4 separate regions of the Mus musculus genome follow, and all the other regions are linked to region 1. The links are chromatin loops, found by intact Hi-C in ENCODE. Cell type or tissue: heart. All regions are shown on one strand. Region 1 holds the start of Irf2 (interferon regulatory factor 2). Region 2 overlaps Irf2 (interferon regulatory factor 2). Region 3 overlaps Irf2 (interferon regulatory factor 2). Region 4 holds the start of Primpol (primase and polymerase (DNA-directed)).

What was found. Peaks named below come from ENCODE experiments on the same cell type or tissue, not always from the same donor. Only the 100,000 strongest peaks of a DNase experiment are listed, where the experiment ranks them.
Region 2: it touches region 1 in a loop (4-fold over the local background); 11 of 42 quality-filtered maps call a loop at or near these places.
Region 3: it touches region 1 in a loop (2.4-fold over the local background); 8 of 42 quality-filtered maps call a loop at or near these places.
Region 4: it touches region 1 in a loop (2.0-fold over the local background); 3 of 42 quality-filtered maps call a loop at or near these places.

What each region holds. Positions count from the first base shown.
Region 1 is chr8:46,737,518-46,745,517 of GRCm38, reverse strand. It overlaps Irf2 (interferon regulatory factor 2), which reads right to left and starts at 5,773. Exons shown (of 9, transcript NM_008391.4): 1 at 5,582-5,773. It overlaps Gm16675 (predicted gene, 16675), which reads left to right and starts at 6,003. Exons shown (of 3, transcript NR_045750.1): 1 at 6,003-6,356. In heart, CTCF peaks have their summits at 3,778, 4,415 and 5,948; DNase peaks (open chromatin) are centred at 3,907, 4,577, 4,757, 5,937 and 4 weaker places; H3K4me3 peaks cover 4,261 bases; H3K27ac peaks cover 3,623 bases.
Region 2 is chr8:46,839,001-46,847,000 of GRCm38, reverse strand. It overlaps Irf2 (interferon regulatory factor 2), which reads right to left. Exons shown (of 9, transcript NM_008391.4): 8 at 2,134-2,180; 9 at 1-1,087. The coding sequence ends at 779. Among named protein-coding and RNA genes, the nearest start is that of Gm39170, 13 kb to the right of the region's middle. In heart, a CTCF peak has its summit at 4,344; DNase peaks (open chromatin) are centred at 1,690, 2,300, 2,430, 4,200 and 1 weaker place; H3K27ac peaks cover 2,720 bases.
Region 3 is chr8:46,785,677-46,793,676 of GRCm38, reverse strand. It overlaps Irf2 (interferon regulatory factor 2), which reads right to left. Exons shown (of 9, transcript NM_008391.4): 2 at 92-184. The coding sequence starts at 178. Among named protein-coding and RNA genes, the nearest start is that of Gm31172, 15 kb to the right of the region's middle. In heart, a CTCF peak has its summit at 3,902; a DNase peak (open chromatin) is centred at 1,525.
Region 4 is chr8:46,613,186-46,621,185 of GRCm38, reverse strand. Primpol (primase and polymerase (DNA-directed)) reads left to right here and starts at 3,959. Exons shown (of 15, transcript NM_001001184.2): 1 at 3,959-4,052. Casp3 (caspase 3) reads right to left here and starts at 3,895. Exons shown (of 7, transcript NM_001284409.1): 1 at 3,685-3,895. In heart, a CTCF peak has its summit at 4,035; DNase peaks (open chromatin) are centred at 3,945 and 7,575; H3K4me3 peaks cover 3,405 bases; H3K27ac peaks cover 2,281 bases.

The sequences.
Region 1 (8,000 bases):
TGTGTGTGTGTGTGTGTGTTTTGTGTGTGTGTGTTTTGTGCATGGATGTAGTGAATTCTAGGCTTCTGAGCCCATTCACCTTTCTCTATACAAAACCCTGTACATGGCTAGTTGTCTACAAATCCTTGATAAATGAATATGTTTGTGGATCACGACATTTAACTATTATTCACTTCAAGTAATGGTATAGGATTCCTGGGTCCCCAGAGGAACTCGAAGTTCTGAGGGAAGGCCTCAGCTGGTCCCAGTATGTCAGGACCTTCCCAGAGCGCCAACACATGGGTTTCCCTCTGTTTGGGTAGAATAAGGCTTACTAGATTTTACTAGATTTGATGCGAATCACATTTTTTTTAAAGGATTTATTTATTATTATACATAAGTATACTGTAGCTGTCTTCAGACACACCAGAAGAGGGCATCAGATCCTATTACAGATGGTTGTGAGCCACCATGTGGTTGCTGGGATTTGAACTCAGGACCTTCAGAAGAGCAGTCAGTGCTCTTACTCACTGAGCCATCTCGCCAGCCCCCGAATCACATTTTTTTACAAGTTGACCAGGAGTTCTGACTGGAAGCCACAGGTATCCAAGTACTGAAAAGAAATCACATGAAGGCTTCCTACGTGAACAGTTTGTCTCAGGGACTGTCCTAAGATGAATCCTGTAAGGTGTAAAATCAACTTAAAGGGCTACCTGACAGTCAAGGGCTAGCCATCATAGGCCTACTGCTCGCTCTGAATTCACACAGAGCCTGGGAAATCTTCACCACATGGCCACAGTTTGGGTGGTAGCTGCCTGGGGCTTGCATTTTTCTGGGTCATTGTTTTCCTTGGCATTTTATTTGAAAATAATGGCTTCATGTTTAAATCTGGTACCTATACATAATTTATTATTCCTTTGGGGCTAAGTCAAAGCTTGATCAAACCTCCTTAGCTACAATCTCCACTGGCTAACACCCCCACTCAACTCAGCCCCATTATACATTAAGCTGATATTCTTAACTAAATATTAATCCATGCAAACCAAAGAGCAGTACAGGAGTAGGGCAGACAGAGGTAGAAAGTCCTGCTCACCTCTCCCCCTGTCCAGGAAGGAGTATGGAGTGCCATACATATGAATAGCATTGGCTTTACTGTTAATACTTCCTGTTACTTCACAGCAATGTATTTGTTCACATATCATATATTACAAATCTATACTATTGATGTTCATTCTCGCTTATAATGTCGTATTATTTTACTCACATAGTGTTGCGCACTCGTCAGTGAATCCAAGTCAACCAAGTCCCTTTAATGACAGCGCAATGGACTGCAGAATAGAACTAAGTCCCTTTAATGACAGCGCAATGGACTGCAGAATAGAACTAAGTCCCTTTAATGACAGCGCAATGGACTGCAGAATAGAACTAAGCCATACCCATAACAGCAATAACTTAATGAGTCTGACACGACGGTGAAGAAAATTCAGACCAAAGAATAGTGACACCTGTGTGTTGCATTATAAAAAGGGGAAACATATTGTCCCTCATACTCAGGTCCTAGCCTATAATACACACACACCCCTATGTACACAGCTATAAGTGTGGGTGTCCTATGCTATTTAGAAAAGAGACCAAGAAAGAGTACTATTAGGTGATGGGGAAAGACAGACTGCAAAGGGAACCATGAGGCATGAAGGAGAACATAAAGCTAATGTTTTTCTAGGTTTTAATGTTAGTGGTAGGTGTAACTATGTAACGATTAACGAAATGCAAGCCCCCCAGGTGATGTTTGTGGACTTCAGAGGGGCCCTTTCCAACCACAGAGAGGTTCAGAGAAATCACAGAGACGGGGATTGGGCAAGTGTTTGTCTGAATGGCCGCCTCTCTCTACCTTTATGATGTCTTTATGGGTAAGTTCATTACAATAAAGAATTTAATGTATAAATAAATTGGAAAAACATGCATCCAAGTCAGTTATCCCCACATCATTTGGTCTTCATGGATACCAGTCAACTGTTCTCCTAGCAGGCCAAAAAAAAGAGAAAAAAATTCACATAATATTTCACTGCTAAACATTTTTGATACTTTACATATAATAGTTATCCAAATGTGTAATTCTTTGCCATGATTTGTGTACCCTCAGAGGCACTGTCCTGTCCTGTTGTGATTCCTCACTTTTATTTTAAAGACAAGCTCTCAGCCTGTATCTAAACTTGAACTCACAATCCTCCTGCCTCAGCCTCAATGGGATAAAAAGTATGTACCGGGACACTCACCTCTCTAATATTCGCTTTAACAGTAATCTAACAGAACTTAGAAAGTCAATACATGACACATTTGTGGGTTACTATAATTTACACAATGTTCTTCCACACACAGTATCACAATTGTTCCCCCAAAGCAGCCCGGTAAGTAGAATACACTATTCCCTTTCTTAGACCAACCCCCAGAGGTAATTACTGGATTTATTTTTGGTTGTTGTCAGCTCACAGCTAGAATGCAACTTCTGTAGAACTTGAAGAGGCTATCTGTCCTTCACGGTTCTAGTTGGGTTCACAGAGCCTGCCACTGTGTCTGGTAGTTCATGGCCCACAAATATTTGTCAAATATATAAATAAGTTCTCCAGATTGCGCTAAGGCCTGTTTGGCAGGAGGCAGATAAGGGATCTGCAATAAAATTCCCGGTGTAGTTCAGTAGTCTATTTGCCATTAAAAAAGGGGGTGGGGTGGGGGGAAAGCTGGAAAAGAGGATCCAGATTTTACCGAATAAAGCTGAGATTAAAAGAGTGGTGCACTTGGATATGTGAGGAAATCAATGTGCGTCAAGGGACTATCCAAAGTTTCAAGTCTTCCACTCTTAGATTTAAACAGCTTTCACTCGCTCTGGTATATTAAATATTTACTTAATAAAGTATTTCAGGAGCCCATAGTTCCTAGAGCCTTCAGGACTTCATGTCAATTTCTCTTTTGCCTCAATTTGCTTCCAATTTGATTACAAGTCCTCTTTTTTTGTTTCATGAAGATGCCATTTTTACAGGTTAAGTCATTCTGAAACACGTGCAACTCTTCCTAACTTTTGCAGGTCAAGGGGGGGAAAAAAGACCACTCATTGAGAATGAAATATGTAAGTGTTTAATTTTAAGAAGCAGTAACAAATCATAACAGGCAAGATCTCTTGGATCTAAGCACAAGACAAAATCTAACTTCTTACGCAACAAGCTAGGCTATAAATTATAATCATTCACCAATCACAGTGACGTTCCGGACTTTGCCCCATCAATCAATAGATGCTCCAACGTTACCCCTTAGAGATGCCAACTCAAGCCTGAAATATTCCATTTGCTTGAAGCTGCCTTAGAAAAGCCAAATGCCAAGCTTTTATTGGTTTCTATTTTTGTGACACACGCCACCCCACCCCCCAAAAAAGAATGAGAGTTGAGAAAAATCAGAGACTCCTGCACTTGGGCGAGTGATTAAGTTAAACAGGGCAACCTCTAGGGCTCTGCCCTAACCAAGCAGTGTGCATCTGTCTACCATGCAATCAACCACCTTCTAAAAACAGTAGGCTAAACAAACGGGTCCCTGCACCTGCCCTTAAGCACCTTAAGTGCAGGCTGCTAACTTCAAATGTTACTTGCAGTCAGTCGATATAAAAAAAAACAAAAACAAAAACAAAAACAACCAACAAACAAAACTAATAAATGACTTCAGGCATGACAACAAGCTCCCAAGCTCCCGTGATTCCTGAAAATGCACAACAGGAAATGTAACTGTCCTCCACCCTCAGGAGCCATTCATCAAGAGCAGCCCGGAGTCCCAGCCACAGGGAGGCGAGTGGCAGAAAGCTAACCCCAGGACTACTTTGCCTCCCTGGTACAGACACAACCAAGGAAGGACAAGGAGTGCCCACGCGGGAGGGAGGAGGGGACAAGAAACATGTCCCCCAAGTTTCAAACACACTGGGCTTAAGGACCTGCAAACCCGCTCGCAAACGAGTGACAAGGTGGCCTGCCAATCCCAGGGGTCTTATTTACATCCGACCACCAAGGATCTCGCCTCCACCGACTGATCCGGGCGTCTCACCTGGGGCCCGAGCACAGTCCTGGCTCGCGGCGGAGGCTACTAGCCTCCTTCCCTTCCCTGCTCCTAAGGGGCGAGGGACTGAGGGTGGCAAACGGTCCGAGAGCCGGGGCCCAGCGGACAGCGTCCGGGGAGCCGGGGCCCTGAGCTCTCGCGAAGGCTTCCCGGGCCGCTCAGGGGAGCCGGCCCCCAAGGCCGAGCGACAGGGACTAGCTGGGCACCGCGATTGGCCGCGGCCCGCATCGCTCGCCCAGAGAGCCGGGCCGGCGGGGCGGAGAGGAAGTGGTGGCTGCCGCTCTGCACCAACCATGTTCGGCCGGCGGGCGAATGTCACCCGGCGCCCGGAGCGGGTCGGAGGGCACAGGGCGGGCACTCATTCCCACCACGTCCCGGAGACCCCAAGCGTTCGTCAGCCTCACCCCCAACCCCATGCTAGCCCGCCGGGCGCCGCTCGGTCCCCGGAGGTTCCCCGCCCCCACACCTCGCCCGTTCCGTAGCCAAGGCGGGTCGGGGCCCAGCGCGCCAGGCCGGCCCCGGGGGCGCCCGCGGGGACCCGGAGGCACTCGCAGCTAGGCCGCGCCGGGGTGGGTGACCCCTGAGCGCGGAGCCCTCCGGGGACGCGCCTCCGAGGCGCCTCACGCGCTGGGACAAGTGCAGTGACAAAGCCCGGAGGCCAGGCCAGACGCTGGCCGGCGGGGAGGAGGACGCGACGTTCCTGGCGTGTGGCGGCGGCCCAGTCCCCAGGAAGCCGGGCGCGCCGGCCAGGCCCGCGCCCAGCCGCGCGCGGAGCCCGCCCGGCCCGAGTGTCCACTGGCACCAGACGCCGGTCACCCGACCCCAAGCCCCGCGGGCGAGCGCATCCTGGGACCGCCTTAGGGCAGCCTTCAAGTTTACAGTGGTCACTGCCCGGGCACGGGCATCTAGGGACCGCGGGTGCCAGTCTATTTACACCAGAGACCGCCGGGAAAGAAGGGCCGCTGGGCACCGAGAAGAACCCGGTTCCCTTCCTCGGACCTGGTGGCGACAGTGTCTGTAAACACTCATACACATACAACACACACACACACACACACACACCAATTTTATTTTAAATGAGGCCGGACTCCAACGGACCTGTACCCACAACACACGACACCTGGAGCGCAGAATCACACAGAGCAGATCTGTGTCCATGGAGCCACCTCTTCTCATCTGCAAATCCAAAAGTGAAATTAAACCTTCACTAACCTCCTCCTCCTCCCTCTCTACCTCCTCCTCTTTGCAGCCTCAGCAGCCCCAGTACCAGCGGCAACAGCAGCAGACCCCTGCTTCCCCTAAAATCAGATGATCCATAACTGCGCCGACTCTTCCTCCAAAAATCGGTATTAATATTTATGAACCCCGGCATTTTTCCGTCTGCAAAACATCGTGTCAAAGCATCAGGACGCACATACATACATAGCTCCTCCTGTCCCCGTCAACATGCCCTCGAGAGAAAACACACGCACAGCCACAACTATTATTTGAAAAAAAAAAATGTTACCTCTCAATGTGCTTTTTTTTTTCCACGCTACCAATACAATCCCGCAAGGTGTGAGTGTTGTTAGGGTGTGTAAAATGGAAATGAAAGCCCGTCAGTTGAATAATCGCAGGAGCAAAACTAAAAGTTAGTCCCCGGCTTGCCTGAGAACAGTCCAGATCGAAAGCAAAACAAGGAGAGGAAACTGCGAGGAGCCGAGGCTGGAAATCCCCCCCACCCCCGCCCTCTCCCGGCCCCGCTCCCTCCCTCGCTCCCCCTCCGCCCTCCTCCCTCCCCGCCCTTCCTCCCCAGTGTTTGTTTCAAGCTTGTGCAACCCGGAGGTGGAGGCAGAGGGAGGGCTCCAGCCGCCAGCCTGGAGGTGCGGAAGTTCGCCGCCGCTGTTCATTGGCGGCCGGCACGGCTTTCATCATTTCTCGGAAAAGTCAATTTCATTTTCACTTCCCCACGTCGCGGCTGCGGGGAGCAACAAGCGGCAGCGCGTGTGAGCGTGGGGATCGCGCCGAAGGGCGCGCGCTTTTCACCGGGGCCACGCTGGGACTGTGGGGCACCAGAAGTGGTGGACGGGGCGCTGGCTTGGGAGCTGGCCACCAGCTGGTGGTGGCCGTAGGGAAGGAAGGAGATGACCTGACTCTACATCCTACCTGAAGGGTGGAGATGGACCAGAGAGAGCCCCGGAAGCCTGGGGACCCTTCCCGACCTGTGGCTTAAGTGCTCAGAACCGCTGTGCACAGGCTGCATATACAAACTCATCTTGGAAAGTCGCCCGCTGCAAAGGAATGTAAGGAACGAAGTCAGCTGAAAAGACGGCATTACTTGTGCCCCTACTTTATTGGATCTCCTACTGGGGAACGGGGGGGGGGGGGGGGTTTGAGGGGGGTTGAAGGGCCAGCCTGGCACTCAGTGTGGAAGCTAGGATGGTTAGGAAGGCCTTCCCCTAGAAAGTCACTCTCCAAAGTTACTTCATGTCTTTGCCATAACCGGTCCAGTTCCTGCAAAATGCAAGGGTTTGAGTTACATGAACTTAAACTGTCTTGATTGGGACTGAACCTGGAGGGAACGCTGCCTGTTAACTCCTAAATTTGGCTGTCCTTATTGGTTGAACATCCTTGGCTGCTGTCCTCTGTGCTGTTCCGTGGAGACAATACTGAATGCAAGAAGAGGGCCCAGTACCTATGACAGGTGCAGCGGCCTATGGGCTCTACTAGGCCAGCTCGCTTGGAACCTCTTGCTGTTTGGTCACTTAACTTTAAAAGTATTCCCTTACATTTAGTTACACCTGCTTCTTGCCTGGCTTACAGTTTCCTCAGCCCACCACCTGCCTTCTCTAACCACTGGGGAAAGCATCCCACCCTAGGAGACTGTCACTATCTATGTGTAAACATCTGAAAAATAATTCTACCTCCTCTTTGCCATAGAATTAGTGGATTCCACAGACAGGGATAAAGGAAAGTATGCATGCCCTTGTAGAAGGAGAGCAGTGAGATTAAGGACCCTGTCTTGTGGCCTCAAAATAGATCCTTCCTGCACAGTGTCCTTTATTTCTCCCATAATAACACTGCACACTCCTTGCATTTATATTTCATATATCAGTAACCACAGGGATATACACACTGCATGGTAGTTGTATGTCTTTACCCACCAGGCACCTAAGTTAAAAGCCTAATAACCACAGGTCATTATTTTCTGGCTTTGTGTGTGTATGGGTGAGTGTGGTACATGTGTGCATGTGTGCATGTGTACTCACGGAGGCCAGAGTGTCCTGCTCAGCCCTTCTCCACGGTGTTGATTGGAGACAGGGTTTCTCACTGAACCTAGAACTAGGCTGGTAGCCAGCCACTCCAGCAATCTTCATGTCTCTGCCAGCCACAGCACTGGAATGAGGTGGGCACAGAGCCAGACCTGGCTTTTCAAGAGTCTTGGGGATTTGAACTCAACTCCCCATTGCTTGCTCAGCAAGCCCCCTTCCCCCATCTCTGCGGCCCCTTTTGTTGTTGTTTTCTTTGCTGTTGCTGTTTTTTATTTTTGCTTGTTTGTTTGTGTGTCTGGGTTTTTTGTTTGTTTGTTTGTTTTGTTTTTTGTTTTTTTTCTAGACAGGATCATCTTAGGAAGTCTAGGTGAACCAGAATTGTTTTCCAAGCTGTCCGGGAACTAACAACGTTCCTGCCTTGGCTCTTGAATCCTGGAATTATGGGCCTGTGCTATCTCTGTTTATTTTAATCGGTGTGCAACCCATTGTCTTCTCTTCCCTAGAACAGGGAGAGGAAAGGCCTACATAAATAGCCCCTCCGGTCCCCATCCACACGCCTTCTTTCTGAGCTTCTTATCTCGGTTCAGCATCCTTCATGTGCAGGCCGAAGGAACGACAGAAACAATGAGGTCTGGTGGGGCCAACCGATGTCTCTTCCCTGCTATCTATGATAGG
Region 2 (8,000 bases), 100 kb before region 1:
TCCAAGATGTAGAGCCTTGCCTTTGAGGAGAGGAAACTGGAGGAAAGGAACAGGGTGGGATGGGGTAGGCTGGGCTGAGGAGAGAGGCGTGGGTAATGGGCTAGAATGGAGGAGTTGGGGAGGAGTGGGGTAGGTGGTGGGCTGGGATAGAAGGGGTTGGGAGGGAAAGGATAGGTAAGAGGTTGTGATGGGATTGGTTGGGGGGAAGGGGCGCATAGAGGACCGGGATGGAGGGGTTGAGGAGGGAGGGGTGGGTAGTGGGGTAGTGGACACAGAAGGGGTCGCCGAGTGTGCTGTGAAGGAGAGCAAGATTACAAGAAGGCCTATTGTAAGTGCTTCAAGATAAGGTGCAGAAGCAGCCCGCGACATTGCTCGTACTGCCCTATGTACATATTCACAAGAATAAAAAAATTCCAGCTAGTTCACATTTTCTCCTCCGTTCTGAGGCATCCACTCCACCATGCTGGCCTTGACCGTAGGCAACGCAGCACCTCCACTGCCCGTGTGGCTGTTGGTCCTTGAACTTGAGGGAGTAGCCCTGGCAGATCCAGCAGGTTCTAGAGATACGCATCTACCGAGGGGGGGGGGGGGCTGGAGTCCTGAGTTAAGAAGAAGCTCCAGCTCTGGAGTTGGACACAGCAATCAATAATCTATCGTCAAGGCTTTCTCCCTTAGATGTGTCTAAGATAGGTATCATAGAGAAAAAAAATAATATAATACAAACAAAGAACAACACAAAGCTAAGAAATCCCAACAACCACCAGGGAGAGTCAAAGGCTTAACAGCTCTTGACACGGGCCTGGGTGATATCAGATGTCTTCTTGATGACACTGGCCCGGGTCTCCCGGTCTGGCCGACTGCTGCTGGGCGTGGGGGTCACTGGGGCAGGAAGGGGAAGGTCTGTAAATGGGGGCCAGGAGCTGTTGTAAGGCATCGGACAGCTATCCTCTTTGATGGTGACCTGCAGATCTGGCTTGTTGGAGGTGACAAAGGTCGCCATGCTGGGCAGCAGATAGGTGTTCCGTGTCCCCATGTTGCTGAGGTACTGCTTGCCTTCGATGCTCCTCTTCCTCCAGTGTGGTCTCCCCTTTCAGAGAAAACAATCAAGATACATTGCGTTCTTTCCCTTCCGCTGAATGGCATAGGCAAAACAATGCCTTCTCTTACTTTTCAAGTGAATGCCCATGAGCTGTCCCTGGTCAAGACTGTTCTACAAAGACACGGAACATGATGGCAGCTTGGCTCCTATGCTCAGCCTGTCCAGGCTTGGTACTGGGTAGTGTCCAGACATAATGGATGGCCCAACCTAATGAGTTACCCTGCCTTTTCAGAGGAATAGAGTAAGGAGCTTACAAACAGCAAATGCCTTTTGATTGCTTTTTAAATGGGTGGAGCTGAGACACGGGTTTTTTTTTTTTTTTTTGAGCCACAGTTGGCCTTACTGGTTGCCAAGCAGAAAAGGGATTAAAGGTCCTTGAAGAAACCAGATCATGAAATCAGTCAGCATGGCTGCCTACTGTCCTCTCAGAATTCCCAAACTTGGAATATTAGGAATTCTAACAAACATCAGCTTCTCCTACAACCAATCCCTGTTCTCCCCATCAGCTTTAGAGCCACTTCCTGCCATTGTGTGAGCCTGGCTGGCCTAAGAGGGAAGCCGGAAGCAGGTGGGTGGGGAGCAGAGACTGGACACACACCCTCTCTGCGGGGCCACTGAGGAAGGGACCGAACTGTGAGGAGATCGTTTTACTCAGCTCTTTCTGTTCACTTGCTTACTTCTTTCTGTTCACTGCTTGGGCTGGGTAGGCCATTCTATTTCTGTTGGCAAATCAGGATGTTTACAGCCAGAAGAATATCAACATTTCCTGGCCCTGACTTCGAGTTCCTCTTCCTGCCATGTTATATTGATCTCTCTTCTGAGGGTCACACTGTGCTCCCTCAACCCCGCCCAGCACTTCATTTTAAGATTAGACTAAAAAGCTAGGGTGAATTGTAGGATATGGATGTTCTCTGTCTCTCTCAGTTTTTCTGTCTGTCTGTGTCTATCTGTCTGTCTGTCTGTCTGTCTGTCTGTCTCTCTCACACACACACACACACACACACACACACACACACACACACAAACTGGCTTACCTCTGCGTTCTCTTCATCACTGGCCACACTGTCGGTAGTTTCGCTTTCTGTATAGAAAGAAAAACAGTCTTGTTGCTCAAGCTATTTTGAGGCTGCAGGAAGTGTCTTTAAAACCTATGCCAGCACTTCAGAAATACAAAACTACATGTACCCTCTCCCTCCACTTTGTAAGGTCAAGCACTTCCACATGAAACAAGCTGGAGTGAATTTCAATTCTCTGCTTGATCCTCTAAGAGGAGTGGGCTTTGGGGCTGAGGAGGAGGCTCACTTTCCAAGGCTATGCTGCCAGAGTCCCAGCTTCCCAGGGTGGAGTGCTGTGCCCAAGGCACCTCCTCCCCACTGAAGTTCTGTCCACAAAAGCACACCATCTTTTCTTCTAGTCCATGTTCTCTTGTCACAGGAAGTCCAAGAAGCCTTCCTGTATCTCTCCTGTATCATCCTCCTCTTAGATTTATAGAGATCCAGCTTCCACTGGAGTTAAAGCAGGTGACCATGTTGTAGATGCCCCAAGCCCTTCGCTGAGCCTTTACTGTCTTTGGGACCTGTCCTCCTCAGTTTGGATAGGAGCTGTGACTTGCTTTTAGCCAACAGAACACATCAACGACGTAACTATTATATGAGCAAATTCATGTCATCGTGTAAGATTCAACCTGTCTTTCATGGATACTCTCTTGCCTGCTGGCAGTGTTAGGGAGGCCCACATGGCAAATTTAAGCTAAGGGCTGCTTCCAGATAAAAGCTAGCAAGAAATTAGGAATCTCTGTTCTTCCCCACTTGCAAGGAATCCAGTTCTGGCCAATGCTTCGTGAGGCACTGGCTCAACAGCTGAGTCTCAGACGAGTTGCAGTACTAGTTAATGCCTAATGACAGGTTAGCAAGGCTCTGCTGCAAAGGACCCAGCTAAGCCATCCCTGGATTCCCAACCCAGAGGCTGTGAGTTTTGTACTGTGGTAAGCCATCATGTTTAGGGCTGTACAGCTACATAGCAATAGATAATATAAACCCGATTGGACCTGCCAGCTATGTGACACAGAGAACAGTTCTTAACCAGAGTGAGCTAAAGTTACCTGCTACCTTCCAGAGAGGATTAAATGATGAGGGAGAGGGTGTTTGGGCATTTGGGAAGGCCCTGCACAGAGCTGACACACAGTACCTGTAGTATAATTACTATTTAGCTCTGAGTTTTCACATTGGGCTGGATTCAACAGAGTTACATAGAGTAACTGGCAATTTCATATCATCTGTATGTTAAGTTTTATAAGTTAATAAAAGAATACTGAACAGTTTTTTTTCAGTGTTTGACAACACTCCAAAGTTAATGCATAGAGAGTAGAACATCTAAAGTACACAGTACTTGTAAAGATCTATGGCTCAGTTCTGCTGGAGTCTTTTATCCAGGTCTTGTTCATCCCCTACCAAGATCCTAAACCAGAGAACAGCTGTTATCATCTGGCAATATGTTCTCTAGCTCCTTCTACAATCTTCTGCCCTGGTGTCAATGGTTCTAGGCAAACTAGAACCCTTTCCATCATTCAGAGCATAGCCCAGAGTCCAGGCTCTCCACATATAGCAAATTAAAGAACTAGTAGACAAACTGTCCCCACCCTCCCTTACCCCAGTGCATTCCTGAAACAGACAACAAGCATTCGAGATCCAAAAGTCTCCTCCAGGAATGAGTGTGTTTGCGTTACTCTCAGCCACTGTTCTCCAGAGACTTCAGACAGGCCTGGGAGATTGCCACCGGCTGACTAAACTCAAATCTTTGCCCCTCCACCTCACAGTGTTCTGCCCAGCCCAAAACATCCCCATGTAGGGGGGGGGAGTTACAAATCTCCTAGGTCTTGGCTGACAGTGATCTGAGCTAAAGAGACAAATTGACAATAGGCACAAGAAATGTTTCCAGGCAGAAGTAAACCAAGACCAGAAAAGGAAACTTCTCTCCAAACACAAAAGCCACATTAGCTCAGCCTCCAGAGGACACAGGACAGCCACTCCCAAGAGGAAGAAAAAAATGGGGAACAGAGATGTTGAGAACCTTGGCAAGTGGCGGACTGAGTCAGCAGAGGGGAGAAAACAAAACTGAACTTCGGATCCCAGAGTCGCAAACAGCACAGAGACTATCTCGCTGCTGGCAAACCTTCAAGAGCTCCTTCCTAGTTTCAGGCTTGGCTTTGTTTGTGCTCTGAAGCCTAAGTTTCCCTTCCTTCCACAAGGACCAGACACACTCTCCTCCTAATGCCTCTCTGTAAATCCTAAAGTCTCCTGTGCCTTTCCCCTTCAAATAAAAGCGGATACACAGAGACATCAGGCACACTTGGGAAGGCAGGGGATCGAAAGAAAGAAGCTGTGGTCGGCAGGGTTCTAGGATCCCATGAGCCCAGTCCATAATTGTTGGAAGCTTTGGAAGTTAGATGCTAGGTTAAACTCCTTGGTAAGACTTTGAATATACCTGGAAGGGGATAAGAACCTTAATGTCCTGTGAGTACCAGCATTCAACTGGAGGAATAAAGTTTCGGCTAAGTAAAGACACGCATACTCTGTCTGCCCCGTGGACACAGACACTGACTGGAGAGAATCATTTCTAAATTAAGTTCAACGGTCTCTGGTGTGCTTATGGAACCTCTCGCCACATCAGGAGCTGGGCATAAGGGTTTGCATCTTAACTGACTCCCAAAGACTGGTGCGTTGAAGATCTGGTCCTTAGGTGACAGTGACATTGGGATGAGTTGGAAACTTGTAAGAGGTGAGACCATCTCACTCACACCTATGCAGGGGATCATGGGGCCCCCAGCTCCTTCCTGTCTTTCTTCCCCTTCCCATCCACCATGGTCTGACCAGCTTTGCTCCACACCACATGGTTCTAGCCACGCTGTTCTGTTCCACCACAGTCCCAAAGCAATGGGGCTAAGTAGCTACAAGCTGAAATCTCTTGAAACTGTGAGCCATGCCACCGTCTTTATCTCTTTTAAAACAGATTGCCTCGCATGTTTTGTTACAGCAGCGTGAAGCGTGCTAAGATACCAGTCTCTAACGCCGATTCTTTTTGAGAAGGTGGCCTTGAGGGGCCTTCGGCCTCAGAGGTGCAGGGTTTCCTCAGGCTCGATTTCAGATGAATGGCACTTTTTAATAACTATCACTGAATAGTCTGCTCCAAGCCCTCCTTTCCGTTCTCTGGATTTTTGTCCACCATTTCCAGAATGACTTTTTACATGACAAATGAGCTCGCTGTAGCCGAGGCTTCCAGATCGATGCGACTGCCAAAATGTCAGTGTGCATTATGTCACTTCCCTCTTTTATTAGTTCGGATACTTTTCTAACTGACTTCCAATACAATGGGATAAAGATGATGGAAGTCACTTTGCAAGAGTGGTCAGAATAAGCTGAAATATTTACACAGTAGTAGCAGACACACAAATAACTGATTTAACCTTTCCGGCCCGTTTTTCAACAAGCAGCTAAAAGGGGGGAAAGTGATCAGGACTTGGAACAGATGACCTCACGGGCTCTCCCAGAGCAACAATTCCAGAAATCTGCCACTTCAGGCCAACTCTTAACATCCGCCTTAGAATCCATATTGCCATAGTTACCTCAAGAACATCCCTGAGAGGAGAGGATGTATTTCATGGAACACATTATTGTATTATGTTATATCTGATATATATTTTCTGGAAGGCTCTATTTCCACCAAATCCAATCACCATTGATTTCTTTCCATATAATTTCCTCAGTTATGTTGACATGGAAGATGTAACTGATCGCTCAGTTACTCAAATCAGTGTGTTTTTAGTCTCCACGCCGCTACACCTTTGCCTCAATTACGACATTCATACGGTTCCCGGAAGGATGGTGGCTGGTTGCCCACACAGCCTATTTTCTCTTGATTATACAACCAATTAATTCTTATGCTCCCTACTCAAACCCGTTTTCCACCTCCTCGCTGCTGAATCACCATGATGGCTTTCTTTTACTAAGCCACCAACAATCTAGTTAGATCCTAAAAAGATGAGGCATACGGCCGCATCAAAATATAATGAGGGCTGGGTAGACCAGTGGTGGAGCCCTTTCTCTAGCACATCAAAGCCTTGGTTTTGATCTCCAGCACAGCAAAACCAAGTAAGTAAACAAACAAACAAAGTGACTATGCCTTATGCCTTATGCTTCTTCAAGGCTGGGCTTTGAAACATACTTCTGCACTATGAAAATTTAGCAGTTAAAGAATTTTTCTATTATCTTAAACTATCTGATGCAAATACTTCCTTCCACCCAAAGACACTGTCTCAACTCCTTGTCACCCCAACGGTTAAATCAGACATCAGAAGACAGAGCTGCAAAGTTGAACGTGGCTTTGAGATACTCCTAGTGATCCACGGATTGTATTTCAGTGATTCCCTAGAGGACGAATAGTCAGAAACAGGTTCCAAATGCAAACCACTGTTCCCTGAACAGGCAGAGGGAGGTGGTTGATGTTTGGATGAACAGTCCGCACAAAGGAACTCTTCCGTGAGCAACCAGCAGACAGCCGATGCTACTGATGGCCATACAATGAAAGGATGAGAAGAGACAGCTACAGAATGTTATAAACTTTCTCGCTGCAACACTTGAACTAGCAGAGAACTTTCCATCACGTTTCCGAGTCTAGGGAAGAACTGAAGGTAAAGATTTTTGGCCCTTTCCAATAAAGCTTCCTCTACAAGACTCTGGAGACCTCCAGCAATGGAAACAAGAGATGAACCAAAGAGGAGGCTAGGAAGCTGGGCTCTCCCAGAAATTCATGTTACCTCTCACTCCGGAGCCAAAACCCTTCCTTGGAAATCTATGCAAATGTCCCAGAATGCATGATGGAATTTTTATTTCTCTCTACACACATCAGCTGTTCTCAGAACGCCTCTGCTAAGGTGGAATGCCACTGCCCTCAGAACAGCAAGCAGGTCTTTTCAAAAATCACCAAGGAAACCTCATACGACAGGTAAACCGGCTACATGAAGGCTCCCTCCCTGTCAAGCCCCAACTCCTGCTTAACCACGACAACAGCAGGTGACTTAGAAGAAAGCCATGGATTTAGCCTTAGCATGAACATTTGGGTCTACCCTCTCTGGTGGGTCCTTTGACAGTCAAATGAGACTACAGCTTGTGATCCCTGTAGCACTGGGCTGTGTGGTTAAGAACATCAGACACTACGTCACTAGTTTTTCATTCCTAGACTCACATTAGCCTTGAAGGCCTCATTTTTGAAAGGAGAAAACGACATTTATTCCTTTGATAATTAAGCCAGCCAACCAGTGCCAGTTCTTACAGGCATTTAGCACAATTCCCAGAGCACCGTAAACATACAACAAAGGAGAGAGTGACTAGACCCTAGCAAAGACCATAAAGAGATGGACGCATATAAGAGTTCAAACTATGTCTGATAAATAAATGACTGGCAGCAACTTGTTAACAATGGTAAACCTGTGTTATATGTATTTTACCACAATTCAGGAAACAAATAAAAAAGAAACCTGGCAGCTAGGTGTGCCTCTCCCAGCCTTGAGCAGGCTGAACAGACCTTGAACGCTTGCCGAAATAGACCTTACTGACCTTGGTGGAGTCACCTGCCTTGGTTGCACATGCAAGTTCCCACAGAAACTTAGAAGAATAGACTGCCCACTGACCTTGCTTTGCAACATAGTCCAACTGAAACAATGGATGGGGTCTGTGGGCTTGCCCTATATAAACGCAGTGCTGAATATTAAACTTGAAGCCTTGATCGGAACCTTGTCTCGGTTTCATTCTTCTATCACCTCCCCCCACCCATCTCTTCTTCATTTCCAGCCCCCCTTTCAGGTAAACCCAGTTTGTCCATGGCCACTGGATGACTACAGTTAGGG
Region 3 (8,000 bases), 48 kb before region 1:
ATGCACACATTCACATACATTCACATACATGCACACACACATTCATTCACTCACGCACACACACATGCACACACACGCACTGCGCACCTACCTTGTTCAGCCACTTTAGCCCTGGTATCGTATTGGAATTTATCTGCTCCTCCAGCCACGGGCGCATTCGCATCCGTTCCACCGGCATGGTACCCTGTGGCAGAAGAGAAGGACAGCGTTTGGTATTTCTGCGACTGACGGTCTTATCTGCACCACAAAGTTCTACCCCCTGGCACGGACCTTTTCCCAGCAGCCTCTTCCTAGGCAGGAGTTGAGTATATTCAGTTCCCCTGCCATCTGCTCTTTCCACAATCCTGTTCTCCCAGTGAATGTCAAAATGGACCAGACCAGACATTTTCCGTGCTGACTCTCAGCTGAAAGAAGTTTTTATGGGCATGGTATGCCATGCACCCAACTAGCTGTAGGCCCAGATGCCTCTCAGTGACTTTGTCTCGAATAAACCTTTATCCTTCCTCTCTGTGCTGTGCTTATAGAAGAAACTGTCAGCATATCCAACATTCAAGGACCAATATTTTACCATCCAAAAGGAAATCAAATGCCGGGTAAACAGTCCTGAGACAAAGAGCTATGGTAACTGATATATCCCTTGAGGACCTCGGATGTATCAATACTTTGACCTCTCAATACTGGCACTAAAATGCTAATTAATTTAGTCCACTAAAGGTTTAAGGTTTGTTACTGTCTAGTCATTCCTTCTAGACGTACTCTATGTTCAGAGCTCAGCAGTGACTTCCCTGTCCTCCTCTTTACTTCCTCATCTCCCCTAGTACAATCTCTTAGTCACTGCATCCAGCATTTCCCTTCCTGTCCAGCCTCCCAGCCTTGGCCTCACTTGCATGCCTTTCACCTTTGCTCATTTTTCCTTTGACAATCATTTGCATGGCTGGAATATTGTCACTCCACCAGGGCACACACTGCCTACACACACACACACACACACACACACACACACACACACTCCTACCTACCAGACTATACAGTCGGCTCTTTTCTTCCCACCCAAACTCGGCCCCTGTGGAATAACTAATAAAGCTGCTACCCACTCTCTGCCTGACATCTTCCTACTCATGTTTGTACATTTACATTCAGTCTGACACCTGGAATTCAAGGTGATGTTGACTCAGGCATCCATGGCAATGTGACCTTACAACCTTAACTCTTTTGCTCCAAGCTTAACTGAAAGAAAAAAAAAACTCTATAGATGTGGATCGAGATGATTCATGCCACATAATTCTCTCTTCCATCTTGCCAAGCAATCCTCTATGCTCTACACTCTAGTTTCTATGATCTGTCCCCCACTGGTGCCAAGAAAACAAGCACCATGACATGAATCAACAAGGGCCTCACCTTTGTACTTGGGAGCCATCCCCCCTTTTCTCCGTACACTGCCCCCACACAAAGCTCAAGTCCACTTTGTGTCTTCATCACACCCAGCTCTTCCTTCCTCCTGGGCGTTGTCACTCTTCCACCAGGCTCCAAGACCTAGCCTCTCCACTTCTCACAAAGGTCATTCCAGAGCACTCCAGCCTGAAGCAACCCTTCCTCTCCCAACTCCTACACCACTCACATATCTTCCTCAAGAAGCAGACATTGCTTTAGGGCAGCTATTTCAGTCCCGGCTTTCATCTCATCTCCTGTTATGCCTATAAAGTTTTCAGCTGTGTGCAGCCTCACTTTCCCATGCAAACTGTGAGCTCTCTCAGAGCATGAACTTCATCCTCTCAGAGGACAATGTGTAATCTTGTAAAAAAAAAAAAAAAAAAAAAAAAAAAAACCCAAGTTCCTCCTTCTACACAGTAAATGGCCAACACAAGGACCAGGTAAGTTCTGAGCTAGCAAGGCAAAGCCGCCATGGAAGGGTGGTCTCATGCAACACCTGCAGGCTCCAGGTGGCCAATCTTTTGAGGCAGTAGGAAAAGCCTTGGAGGCGTTACAAAGGACATGGGAAGGTGATGAACAGTCACCAAGACAGCTGTTTTTTATGAATCTCAAATTTGTTCCATTCTCACATTCATTCAATCTCTTAGTCATTCATCATCTATCCATTCAAAGATCTTGGACTGAAAAGGAGGTTCTGAGAATTGGACAGGATAAAACATCTTGATTCTTACAGGACTCTTTAAAGATGGGAATTAGAAACATGAAGAGTCCTGTGTACGGGTGTAAGGAGTTGCCAAAGCATGCTGGGAACTCTGCGAGAAGCTAGACACACTGCTGCCACCATAAAGCCTCTGCCTTGCCGAGTAGTGACCACAATGTCCTCCAATCTTCCCTTAGAGGAAGACCTCACCACATGGAATGGGGCCAGAAGAGCGAAAGTGGGGACAGTTTCAGGAGTCATGAAGAGAAAGCAATGGACGCTACTTCTGAGGTGACGTAACAGAAGTGCTGCTGGCATGCCTAAACTCAGGGGCAGGGCAGGATGAGGGGTAGGTGAGGGGGCAGGTGAGGGGGCAGGTGAGGAGCCACGCTTCCAGTGCGAGATCATCTCAGTATATATTCCCCCCCCCATGCTTTTTCCACTGATAACCTATTTAAGAAAAAAAAATGATAATCACTTGAAATATTTCACGAAGCTTTCCCTCCTTTAAGCAACAGTTCATAAGGAGAGATACAGCTGGTGTGCATTCTTTCCAAGTTCTGTGCATAGGCAATAGCTTACTAAAGATGTATTTGTAACTGCGAAACACATCCTTACATTGTTTCCATAGTCATTACCTACTCGCACAAAAGGGGGAAATGCTGGATGCCTGGGGCAAACACACCCAGCTGAGGTCAAACAGAGCAATTCTCTATATTCTCACCACCTCTCTCCCACTTTAAACTAAAGTCCTTTCTGTGGTCTACTTAGGGATGACATTTTTCACATCCCTGTGTTTTTTTGTTGATCTTCTTCTCATTTAAACCTCCCCCCCGCAAAAAAAAAAGTATAAGGTACCGAGCTGTGAGTACATCAAGCAGTTGATAGGGCTTATCCCTGATGGGCAAGTGGAGGCTTCCCTGCCAGCCCCTCACCTATACACTCAGATAAGCTAAAATGCACCCACACGCTCACACTCCAACACATCTACAGATTCATCCATCCACCTATATACTTAAAGTCATACAATTCAAACACACACATACCACACTCTAATGTACACACATGCATCAAACACATTCATACTTCCATGCTTACAGTTATTCACACCAACATACTCAAACATGCACATATGCACACTCACCCACCCACTATAGTTTGATTACTTTTGCCCCCTCAAACTTTCATAGTAAGACCCAGACCCTAATATATCAGTGTTGGGTATTGAGGTCTTTGAGGATGTATTTATTTAGTGGGAGTTATACCTTCATATAAGCACATTTAAATTTCAGTAAAAGTGGTTTCAAGGTGGGTTCTCTTGTTCTTATGCACTCCTGACATGTGGAAATTCAGGTTTTGTCACCTTTGCCCTTCTGCCTTCTGTCATGTGAAAGATACACCAAGTATATACTAGATGCTTCAGCTTTGGTCTTGGACTTTCCAGGTGAGACTTACGGAAGAATGGATTTCTGTCTTTTACAAATTATTCAGTCTGTGCTATTACAACAACACAAAACAATTCAAGATCACACACACACATACACACAGAGGCTGTGATGCGCCTCATGCAGAAAATATATGTAATCAGACAAGCTTACTCAAGAGACTCAGGCATGTGTCATATCAGTGTCATATGTGTTTGGCTGTAAGATCATTTTATTGTAGCGGTTTATTTTTGAGCCAGGTTCTTTCTATGTAGCTCTGGCTTCCCTGGAACTTGCTATGTACACCAAACCAGCCTTGAACTCCCAGAAATCTGCACAGCTCTGCCTCCTGGAGGCTGAGATTAAAGGTAAATATTCCTTTGCTCAGCATAAATTCAGTGTTAGTCAACAGGGTGTGTTAAACAAGTTATCTTAAAACATGAAGGCTATGTATTTATCTACTGATGGCAATGTCCTGAGCAGCATTTCACCAGAAGCTGATGTCATTGTAAGAGGGAACTGAAAATACAGACAAAGAGGAACTAGGGATATAGATATGGAGAGAAGCCAGCTACACAAAGGCAGCAACAGAGCCTGGGTGAATCTTCCCCCCAAACCAAAGAATATCTAAGGCTTCCAGTATCTGGAATCAAACAAGATGGAGTCTCTCCTATAGTTTTCAGATGAAGCAGGCACCCTGATTTTCTACTTGTGGTAGAACTGTGGCAAATAGAGAACCATGGTGATAAGCCACACAGTCTGGTACTTTGTTACGGCACCTACAAGAACTAATACAGGAAGGAGAAAACACAACGACCTTGAAGAAGAAAAGACCAGCAACCAGACACCAGGTAACAACAGGAAGTACTCGAAAGACCAGCCTGACCCTACAAGTCCTGGAAGGCCATTGTGCAACTGCTCAATTGCCAGAGAGAAAACTAAGCTTGTATGCTCTGAGAAGCCAGGATCCAGATACCCTTTAATTTTTACATATTTATTGCTTGGGTGTTCTATGGCATCCTACAACGTCTGGTCTTTCCAGCTGACAGATCTTTTCCATTCATCTAATTTCCAGGCCCTACTGCTCCATCTGTCTGTTAGCCCATCACGAACAGGAATTCAACGCAACCCAGACTCAACGTTTATCTCGTCGATAGCCACAATACTGTAGCTGATTGTTTGGTTTGTCCCTCAAAGGTTCATAAGCTGGAAACTTGTGAGGTACCTTTTACCTAGTGAGGTACAAGGTGACCTGGTGGAACTTCAAGAAGTAGATCTACTGCTAGGCTATGGAGCCCTGATGTCATGAGTAGGTCCAAGGATAGGTCCCAGGGGGCTGGATTTGTTCCGGAATGAATGGTCGTTAGAGTTCTGGAGAAATATCTCAATGGTTAAGAGCACAGTTACTCTTGCAGAAGACCCGAGCTTGGTTCCTAGCACCCACGTGGCAACTCACAACCATCTGTAATTCCAACTCCAAGGAAGCTGATGCCTCCTTCTGGCCTCTCGAGGCATGGCATGCAGACAGGCAAACACACACACACACACACACAGAGAAAATCACTCTTGCAAACAATGGGGGACTTTTCATCAGCAAGCCTTGCACCTCCCCTAAAATCTAATTCCAAAAGTCTCTGTCCCTGTCATGTCTGCTATATGAGGTTTCATGTTCCTGAACCTCTAAGACTAAAAACCTTTCTTTCATAAAAACACAATCTCCAGTGTTTCATTTCAGGAACACAAAATAAACCAAGACATGTGAATAAAAATGTAAAAAAAAAAAAAAAAAAAAAAAAAAAAAACAATTAGGGATTTTCTGAAATTTATTTTCACTATTTTTCCCGCTGCATACAACATACACACTAAGGCTCTCATGTGCTGTAGTTGAAGGGGAGAGCAACTTGCCCCTCTTGATTTTTCTGCTGAGGATTCAGTTAGCTCTACACTCTAACAGGAGTCTCTATTTCTAATTCCCTACTACCTATAATAACTACCTTTAAAAATGTGTTGACCTTACTCTTGCCTTTATAATTATCTACCAAAAAAATGTGAAATTCCTCCATCCGGGGTTGGTTCAGTGGAGGAAAGTACAAAAATGTAGAAAGATCAGACTCAGGACAACCATAGAGTTGTCCTCTGACCACCACATGCAGACCATGGCACCGACTCTTATCTTTGAATATGAAGAAACCTTGTGATTTCTTTTTGGCCACCTCACTGGTAACAAGCTTCACTACCCTGGCCCCGTGGGCACTGCTTAACTAAGATAAATGTTACTTGAGCTCGGACCATCCAAGACTGTGACAGCTGATCTGATAACTAGGATGCTGAGGACAACCTTGTAGGACATGGACACACAGGACAAGTGGGTGACTTACTGCCCAGGTGAGTTAGGGCCAAATGTGTGAGGACTCACCACATCACTCAGTACTTCGTGTTTATTTATGGAATTTTAGGGAATTTTACACTTAATGTTTTCAGAACACAGCTGACCCAGGGCAAGAGAAACCACAGGAAGCAAAACCAATGAGATGGTGAAACTACTGTTCGGTAATCAGTGTTGCGGAGGCCACTGCAGAAAGCCAGGCAAGGTACTTGTTGTGATCAACATACTACAAGTGGTTCCCAACGAAGTTAACAACGCCACGGTCCTGACTGGTGCCATTGGCAGCCATGTTTAATCTCTGGCTAAATAACTGAGATTTGGTTATTGGGATAGCAATACAATTTTACCATATTTCTTACAATAGGGATATTGATTTTCTGATGAAGCAACTATTAGTACTGAAGTTTTGTTGAGTTCTGTTATTTAAATATCTCGGCCCTAGGAGACAGGGGCTTGGTTAGGACATACCCGCACCCCTATAGAGAGATAGCTTAGAGAAAAGCAGAAAGGTTGGGAAACTGAGATTCTACAGAGTCTATATGATGGGGGAAGCCAGGGGCTCTACTTGTTACTCCAGATCGCCCTCAGTTAGCATGGCCTCTCTGCTGTTCTATGGGCCCTTTTGCACCCGTTTCTCTTTCTTACACACCACCAGCACGTGCATCCTCCTAAAATACCATTTCAAACATTTTGACTTTATGTCCTTCTAGAGATGTCTAAACATCCCAAGTGCATGTGCCAACCTCTGGGAGGAGGTTGCAGGGCTCAGAAGCTGACCAGAATTTGGGGCACATTCAGGTGACCAAGGAGACAACTGGCAATCAAAACTGAGCCAGGAAAAGGAGGCCCTGGAACTTTCCCAAGCATTGTAAGTAATAACCTAAGTGGGGCTGGAGATGTAGCTGAGCAGTTGAGAGCCCTTGCTGCTTTTTCAGAAGACCAGGGCTTGTTTGTAGGCACCCAGGTTGGGGGTACACCTGTCCAGCCAACCACCTGTAACTCCAGCTCAGAGGGCAAGACAATGCCTGTAGCTGCCAAGGGCACCTGCGCTCACATGTACTCACACACACAGACACACACATGCACACACACATAACTGAAAAATAAAATAAAATAAATGAGAGTAAGTAAAAATAAATGGATAGGTTCGGAAGGTGGTTTGGTCAGTAGAGTGCTTGAGTTGTAAACATGAGGAGCACAGTTGGATCCCTGAAGCTGAAATAAAATAATAATGGAAGGAAGGAAAGGGGAAGGGAGGGAAGGAGCGAGGGAGTGAGGGAGCGAGAGAGGGAGGGGGGAGGGAGGGAGGAAGGGAGGGAGGGAGGGAGGGAGGGAGGGAGGGAGGAAGGAAGGAAGGAAGGAAGGAAGGAAGGAAGGAAGGAAGGAAGGAAGGAGCTTGGTTTGGCAGCACACATCCATAAACAGTTTTGGGGAAATGGAGGCAGAAGGATCTTTGGGGCTTGCTTGTTGTCCACTTAGTCTGGCAAAACTGAAAAGCTCTGGGTTCAATGAGGGACTGTGTCTCAAACCACAAAAGGGAGAGCAATTGGTAAAGGCCCGTGGTGTGGGACTGAGGTCTCCACATGCATACAGACACACTCCTGTATGCACACATGCGTGCACACACAAGATAACCAAAGCAGAAATAGACTAACGGCAAGCAATGTGGAAGCTCGATTTTGAATCACCTTGACCTCTGATCAGATTAAATTAGCCTAGAGCTTCCAATGTCACTCTTACACTGAAGACGGTGACACTCTCAAAGGTTAACCACTCTGTCTGGAGTTCTTCTGATGCAGTCGCTACATTCAGTAACTATAATTAGGAACATAAAGATCAATGGCGACAAACATCAGTGGAAACAGACCCACAGGCCACAGACACAGGCCTTAAGCAGATATAATGGTATGTACATGGATGCACACAGACCAAACATCTTCAGGCATTTATTTTAGACAGGGTCTCACTATGTAGATCAAACTGGGCTCAAATTCACAGAGATCCACCTGTCTCTGCCTCCCAAATTCTGACTGAAAGCCAGAACCACCCCCTAGCCCTT
Region 4 (8,000 bases), 120 kb after region 1:
CATCCCTACTACTTATTACTAATGATACCTGTTTTTACGTAGTGTTGTTCGGGGGATGATGAAAAGTCTATACATTTCAATACAGATTCAATTTCTAGTCTCTCACAATTCTATTTACAGTTGGTAAAGACCACAAATACAGGTTAATACTTACTGCAGTTATTGCAATGAAGAAAACAGTAATAATGATTATGATGTTTCTCATCCCACCAGGTAGTTTATTTATAAATGTATAATACCTGGTTAAGCATTTGTTAAAATATTTCCTACGTGTCTACCTACCTTCTTATTGATAGGAACATGAAGCCACTGTAGCCTGGCAGAATGATTTGAGAAACACCAGGATTCTATTTACTACCTCTCAGCGAGGACAAAGAATCAGGAGCACTTTCTTTTTTTTTTTTGGGGGGGGGGGTGTTCCGAGACAGGGTTTCTCTGTGTAGCCCTGGCTGTCCTGGAACTCACTTTGTAGACCAGGCTGGCCTCAAACTCAGAAATCCGCCTGCCTCTGCCTCCCAAGTGCTGGGATTAAAGGCGTGTGCCACCACCGCCTGGCTGCGAGCACTTTCATATTAAGTAAATGAAACAGAAAGAGCACTTGTTTCACAATCATCTGGTTAAGAAAAGATTTCTTAGTATAATCAGTGGTTGGCTTTCTTTGTTCTAAAATCTGTCCCATCTGGTCTCAGTTCCTTTGGGGGTTCATTGACCTGGCTATTGTCATTCAGCCTGATAAAGCCAACCTTCTAATGTTGAAAATATAGTGAGAGTGAAAAGAAAGGTGGAAAGGAAAAGAAAATATGGAGAACATATTGTCTCATAGGAACAAATAAGTCATCTCGTTTTCTTGTTTCTGGAATGGGACACACAACCAGGGAGGCAGACACCTGATGAAGCCCTGACATTGTGCCACAAGCTAGAAAAAAATGTGATGCTTACTATCTGCAAAGGGTCTGTCTTGTCCTCTCCCAAGCGAAACCCTGAAGAGGATAAAACTATACGCTCTTAGGGATGTGTAAGAATTACTGACCTGTTTGAAAACAATTTGTTGTTGTTGAAATAAAAGTATAGAGTGGAAGATCCTTGATGTCTTTTATAAAAATTACAGATAACTATGTAATCTACTGATTATCAACTGTATGAAGATGTTTCATTAAACCCTGAGCGTATGAAGTAGTGGAAGAGGCAGACTCTACCCCTATCCAGAGCTGTTATGTATGTTCACTGGCATTTAAAAACAGCAGCAAGGTAGACATTAAGCAGTCCATGTTCTGTTCTTACTAGATAATTTCATTGTACTTTAGCAGAATGAAGACCCTCCCCAGGTAATATTGAAGGCCAAAACAAAGAGACCAGAACAAGGACTATTATGTAGAATGTCACACATACTATTTCATCTGATCTTTACACAACCCTCTGAGCAATATAGATTATGCTTTATTTATGAAGAAGCTGGTAGGCCCCGGGCTCCTGGCCTCAGACAGTCAGATGATGATGATGGAATACCCTTTCCTCTCCAAACTTTTTTTAATCTGTTAAATGACTATATATAAAACAGTACTCAAGAATGTAAGAATTTCCACATCGTATTCTACCTCTATCACTGGGGTAGAACTTTAATATTATCTAACACGAAGATCAGAACTAATGCAATGTGTTTGAAGAAAAGACTGTGTTGTAACTTTAGAAAGCGCATGAAGTGAATGTGTTGCTAGGTTTGAAACCATAGAGTGGCCCTGGACCCGCTTCTATCAGATAAAGATACAGAATTCCTACTTAAAACAGCAGGAGGCAGAACCTTTCTGCAGGACCACAAAAGCAACCTGATTTAATTAGGTGCAGGATTTCACTTGTTACTTTGTAGCAGTTCGATGGCTACATTTCAATAAACTTCCACTCACTAAAAAAACACCTTCTCACTTTCCAAAAGCCTTAGTCTACTGGACAGCAAAACAAAGCCATTCTTTAAAGCTTCAACACCAGGTTGTCACAGGGTTCTACACTCCATACTTAGGGCTCCTGCCTGTGGCCACCATTAACATATCCAAAGTAACTTCCCAAAGGCTGGCCAAACCCCCAGCTTAGCATCTCCTCTGCTATTGTGTATACTCTTACTGTAACGATGGCCCCACATTTCCCACCCACCCCAATGGGTTGAGTAGTCACTTGTGGAAAAAAAAAAGCCAGTAAGGAAGGGAGCCAAGCTAAAGTTCGAGCCTACTGTTGTTTGCTCACAGTTCGGTAGGCAAACAATAAACAAGCAAAAGTAGAGGATATGACACGGCTGCTTTCAGGAAATGCCTGCCGCAAAGGGAGGAATGGGAAGATTCAGCTAGGAATTGCTAACTAAGGGAAACCTCCGTAGCAGCTCCTGTTCATAAGCTAATGTCTCAGGGGGAGAAAAGGTGAGCCAGTGGACTCAGAGGGCTGGAAAGAAAACCCGAAAAGGACACAGTATCCAATATTGCCTGGAGAGCTTCTTCATTCTGCTAAAAAGGGGGGGGGGCGGGGGGAGACAGCCAAGACCCAGGGTTTGGCTTCGCTAACCCGGTTTAGAGGATACGGTTTTACACTTAAGCCTTCAGGGTAAACATGAACATCTAGAAAACTGTTTTTGTTCGTGTCTTAAAGAGAGCACTGGAGAGGGGTCTTGGGCGGGAGACAGAGACCTGCAAGGAGGCTGCTTCAGTTCCCTGAGGTGGGCACAAGTCTGGCAGACACGTAGAAAGTCCACAAGACTCCGAAGAGGGGCCAGGTACAAATCTGTCAGACTCGTAGGTCTACAAGGCTCGGGGACTAACGGCGGAAGAAGTTGGGTCCACAAGAGGTGCCTGAGAAGGACGTTTCCTGGGTGACTCAACGGAGAATGAGGTAAAGACCCTGCTGTTCAAGTCGAACTTCACAGACTAATTAATAAGCGCGAAGAAGGGACAGTAACCGAGCATGGCTCAAGAGATGTCAATGCAAGCTCCTACAGTGACTTTGACCAACAAAGGAATGAGCTGGAGTATTCAAGGAGTAATGCTTAAAATCAGCTCTCCGCAAGAACCAAAAATCACAGTGCACTGGAGAAAACTAAAGGTGGAGATCAAATGCTCTTGTAACAGAGGGAGGCTGGGTCACTTAGAGCCGCCACAAGGTCAGCATCAGCCTAGCTTCCAGGCCCCAGGGCAGAACTTCCCCTATCCATCCTCTGCTACCGAGTCCACACCTCGGCCTGCAGATCCAGGATCCCGCCACCTCCCGCCACTCGGCTTCCAGGTTCACCCCCACACTATGGCCTCACCCCCTCCCGCCCCTGAAGCTCTGTACCCCGGGCGATCTCCAGATACCCCCCTGACTCCGCCTTTAAGCCTCAGCGCGGCCCGTGTGCCATGCTCGAGGGGTCTGAACCCGCTCCGGCTCACCCAGGTTTAGGGACACCGCACCGGCTCACCCAGGTTTAGGGACACCGGTTTGGCCTCCCGGGTCTGGGTTCTCAGCTCGGGATCGCGCTCCCGGCGCTGTTTCCAGCTTCTCTGCCTTCAGTGTTTGCCTGAGCAAGCCTGGAGGCAACACAAAGGATCCTCCGCCCAGATTGCCCGTTTCCCCCGCCTCCTCCAAGGAGCTGCAGACCCGCCAAAAGAGCGCCAGCTCCGGGGGACAACACAGGCCTTCGAAGGCGCGAGAGCAGCAGACACTCACCGTACCGTTCCAAGCTCCCCGCCGCAGGACACTGCGCTTTGATCCCACCAGCACCAACACTGCAACTGCAGCAGCAGCAGCAGCAACAGCAGACTACCGCCGGTCACGCCCCACGCCACGCCCCTTCTCTACCTCCCCGCCCCATCCCCCCTCACACACCCCCCAACACCTCATCTCGCACACGCCAGTCGCGATTGGTGGTTTCAGCCCCGACTGAGCCCCGTCTCGTAGCGCAGGCCCCGCCCACCCAGGGCAAGCCTAGGGCCCCGCCCCCTCCGGCTCCGCCCCCTCGCGCGGGTTTCAAGCTCTGGTTCCCGCCATCTCTGGCTCCGCCAGCTGCCGCCTCCGGCCGACTTGCGCCACTTGAGGTAAATTTTAGAGAGGTCTTTCGGCCACGCCTGATTCCGGGGGCGCCAAGATGGGCGTCTAGGGAGGCGCCTCTGCCAGTCAGAACTCTGGCAGGAGAAAATAGAGCTGTGCCCCGCACTCGGTAATTCTACTTCCTCTCAATTGCACCGAGGCCTTTCTTCACTTCCGTCCACCTCTTGCTCCCTCAGTGAGAGGTCCTGACTACCTTACTGAAATCTCTGACTGGTTTACGTCCTATTTCATTCAGACTCTGACTCTGGGAAGTGGGTTTTGTTTTGTTTTGTTTTTGCATAATATACGAAAACACGAGCACAGCGATCAGCATCGAATTTCAGGGGCCCAGAATATTCTTAAGGACAAATGTACTCCAGAGAGCAGCCTCTTGCCTTCACCGCCTTTGCTTCGTTGGATGTAAGGGACTGACGTACACGTAGCCACACAGATGTCTACCGTTCGTTGCGTGTGGAATTCAAGCTCTTGCATTTCCATAATACATTTTTTATTTTTTCCAGTTCCATCAAAGGCTTTAAAAGGATAAGTGGACGGGCAGTGGTGGTGCACGCCTTTAATCCCAGCACTTGGGAGGCAGAGGCAGGTAGATTTCTGAGTTCGAGGCCAGCCTGGTCTACAGAGTGAGTTCCAGGACAGCCAGGGCTACACAGAGAAACCCTGTCTTGGGGGGGAAAAAAAAAGAAAGAAAAAGATAAGTGGTTTGCTCTCATGAAGAGCCATAGTGGTTAAATGTAGATTCCAGAAACAAATTGATCTATCATTATCCCTCCCAAAGTAAGTTAGAATCAGCCATTTTCTGTTGGACTTTAGCAGTAGGATGCATTCAACCCTCGCAGTGCATCGTGGAGGCTGTAGTTCACAAGGAAGGGTCTAATTGAGAAACCCCTTGTGCCCGGACCCCTCCCTGTGCTAAACGTTCTTAACAAAGTGATACCTTAGATAAGGTATCCTCAGCAGTTTCCTGCCGTTAATGTTGACTTCATCTAGAGAAGTTCGTTAGAGCAAAACATCTGGAGGTGATAGTTTTCATCTAAGCCCTGTAATTTCTCCTCACTGTGGGGACTCAGAGGGACCTGAAGCCGCCCTGTAAATGGGGACCCAGAGGGACCTGAAGCCGTTCTGGGCCTCAAGAGAGAAAGAATTCATGAAAAGCAATGTGACTGCTTTCCAGGAGCTGGAGTAAGATGGCTTTCTGAAGTGATCTAAAAGCGGGGCGTGGTCACTCTCTTCCATTTGGCGAGAAAACTGAACTAGAAGTATAATAGGTAAACGTTTTAGGGCCTACATCTGCAAGAAGACTTAGCCTTCATAAGCTAAATTACTATAGCAATTACATGATAAGTTAATCATTTGTAAAAATGGTGTGAAGGTCATTTATCTGGTAGAGTTTTGCTCTTTGGGGTGGGAGACCAGGGAGGAGGAAAAGAACCAACACCTGAAACAGTATACTGTTATAGGGTTTCTTATCCCTCCTACTAGTTTTAGGGATATTTAAAAAATGACTTCTGGGGCTGGAGAGATGGCTCAGCAGTTAAGAACACTGACTGTTCTTCCAGAGGTCCTGAGTTCAATTCCCAGCAACCACATGGTGGCTCACAACCATCTGTAAAGGGACCCAGTGTCCTCTTCTGGTGTCTCTGAAGAGAGGGACAGTATGCTTGCATACATAAAATAAATAAATAAATCTTAAAAAAAAATACACCTTCTGATTCTAGGCAGTAAATAAGTGGGACAGAAGAAATTCAGTCTTTTATATTTAATTTCTTAAGTTGTTACACATTCTAGAAAGTAAGCTTATATAGTAATATGTTTGTAAGTAAACCTTAATAGCGTACTTTAAGATGACTACTTAAAGATGAATACTTAAGTCGTAGATATTGTATAGAGGGATTATAGAGTGCATTTAAAAGGTGGTGAAGGATTGGTTGGGTAGTTAAGAAAGAGCTCTTGCTCTTCCAACTCAGGTGGCTCATGCCACTTGTAACTCTAGCTCTAGAGGACCCAGCACCCTCTTCTGACTTTCAAGAACACAATCCACATTTACACAAATACACGCAGATAAATAAAGTATAACAAGCGTTCATAAATGATAGCATATTAAGAAGATGTTGGGATAATATAATAATAATAATATTAAGAGCTTGGGAGATGGCTCAGTTGGTAAAGTACTGTCTGGATAACCATGAAAACCTGAGCTTGCATCCCCAGCACCCATGTAAAACACCTGGTGTTATGGGAAGGTAGAGACCATGGGATCCCTGGAGCTTGCTGGCAGCTGGCCTAGCCCGATGGATGAGCTCCAGGGTTAGTGAAAGATCCCGTGTTAAGAAATAAGGTGGAGCCGGGTGTGGTGACACATGGCTTTAGTCCCAGCACTCGGGAGGCAGAGGCAGGCAGATTTCTGAATTCGAGGCCAGCCTGGTCTACAGAGTGAGTTCCAGGACAGCCAGGGCTACACAGAGAAACCCTGTCTCAAACAAACAACAACAACAACAAACAAAAACAGAGGGATTGAGGAAGATACCCACCATTTTTTTGGCCCACATGCACACTCATGCACAAAAGTGCACGTGTAACATATGCATGTGAACGCAGGCACATAAACATGTGTATATACACACAAAATATTGTTGAGGATTTTAAAATAAAAGAACATCACAAAAAATGGAACTATGATATTTCCAGTAAACACAATACTGATGAATTTAATCTCAGGGTTGAGGGAGAGGTTGGAGTAGCGGTTAATTGCTAATTATATAAGAAACTATGGTATGTGTAGTGGCACATGCCTAAAATCCCAGCACTTGAGAGGCTGAAGCAGCTTGAGGCTAGCCTGGGCAACCATAAAAACCTCTTATCTCATAAATGAATGAATGAATGAATGAATAAATAAATAAATGGAAGTGAGAAACCTAGCCTGGGCAACCATAAAAACCTCTTATCTCATAAATGAATGAATGAATGAATGAATGAATGAATAAATAAATAAGTAAATAAATAAACAAATGGAAGTGAGAAACCAGGAACCCTGCTAAAGGAAGCCTCAGGATTCCTTTACACCTGTATTAGTCAGACTTCTCATTGTGACAGAGTGAGTGCCTGGCAGAATAGCTTAATGCATGAAGTATTTATTTGGGCTTTAAAGTTGTCAGTCCATCTCGCTTGGGAGGACAGGATGGAGCAGCAGTTTACATCGTGGCAGCCAGAAAACAGTACTGCCTCAGACTGAGCCCCACTTCCTACCTTCCACCGTCTCTTGGTAGTACCACCATAGGATGAATCCATCAAGGGATCCATGAAGAGGAGCTCAGAGTCCACGTCATCTAATTGCCTTTGAAGTTACCACTGACCAACACCTCCTCTTCCCAAGGGTGTGCTTTACAAGTGTGGCATCCAGGCAAGTGGACAGTGTTGCTATCACAGTGTGAGTGACTGGTGACTACAGAGCAGCTGTGTAAGGGCATCCTCCACCCACCCCCTCCCCCAGTCAAGTTGCTCTGGGAACCAGGCCATCCACAGCCCTTAATAGACAAGTCTAGACCTAAGCTCAGGGAACTTGGTCAGCTTTCCACTTCCATTCCGATTTCCCGTCTCCCACTAATTACTGTCAGATGACTAATCCTCTGTTGTAACTCCAGCACTTCCAGCTGTAGGATTGTAGCGAGCCAGCGTGGTTAAATACTGCTTTGGTGCAGAAATGGGTGGTAGAGTTCCTTCAGCCTTTGCTTTAAACTAGTACAAGTGTTTTCCTTTGGAACTTGTAAATCATTACCAAAAATAGACAGGGTAGAAAAGCAGCTTTGGCATAAAATTATTTAAGAGAACAACTGTACTCTTTCCACACCAGGAATTAAAAATATTTCTAATATGGTGTCATATTCTCCCAGAGACTCGGGATGGGGAATATGATAGTCCCAAGCCAGGAGGCCAGATGC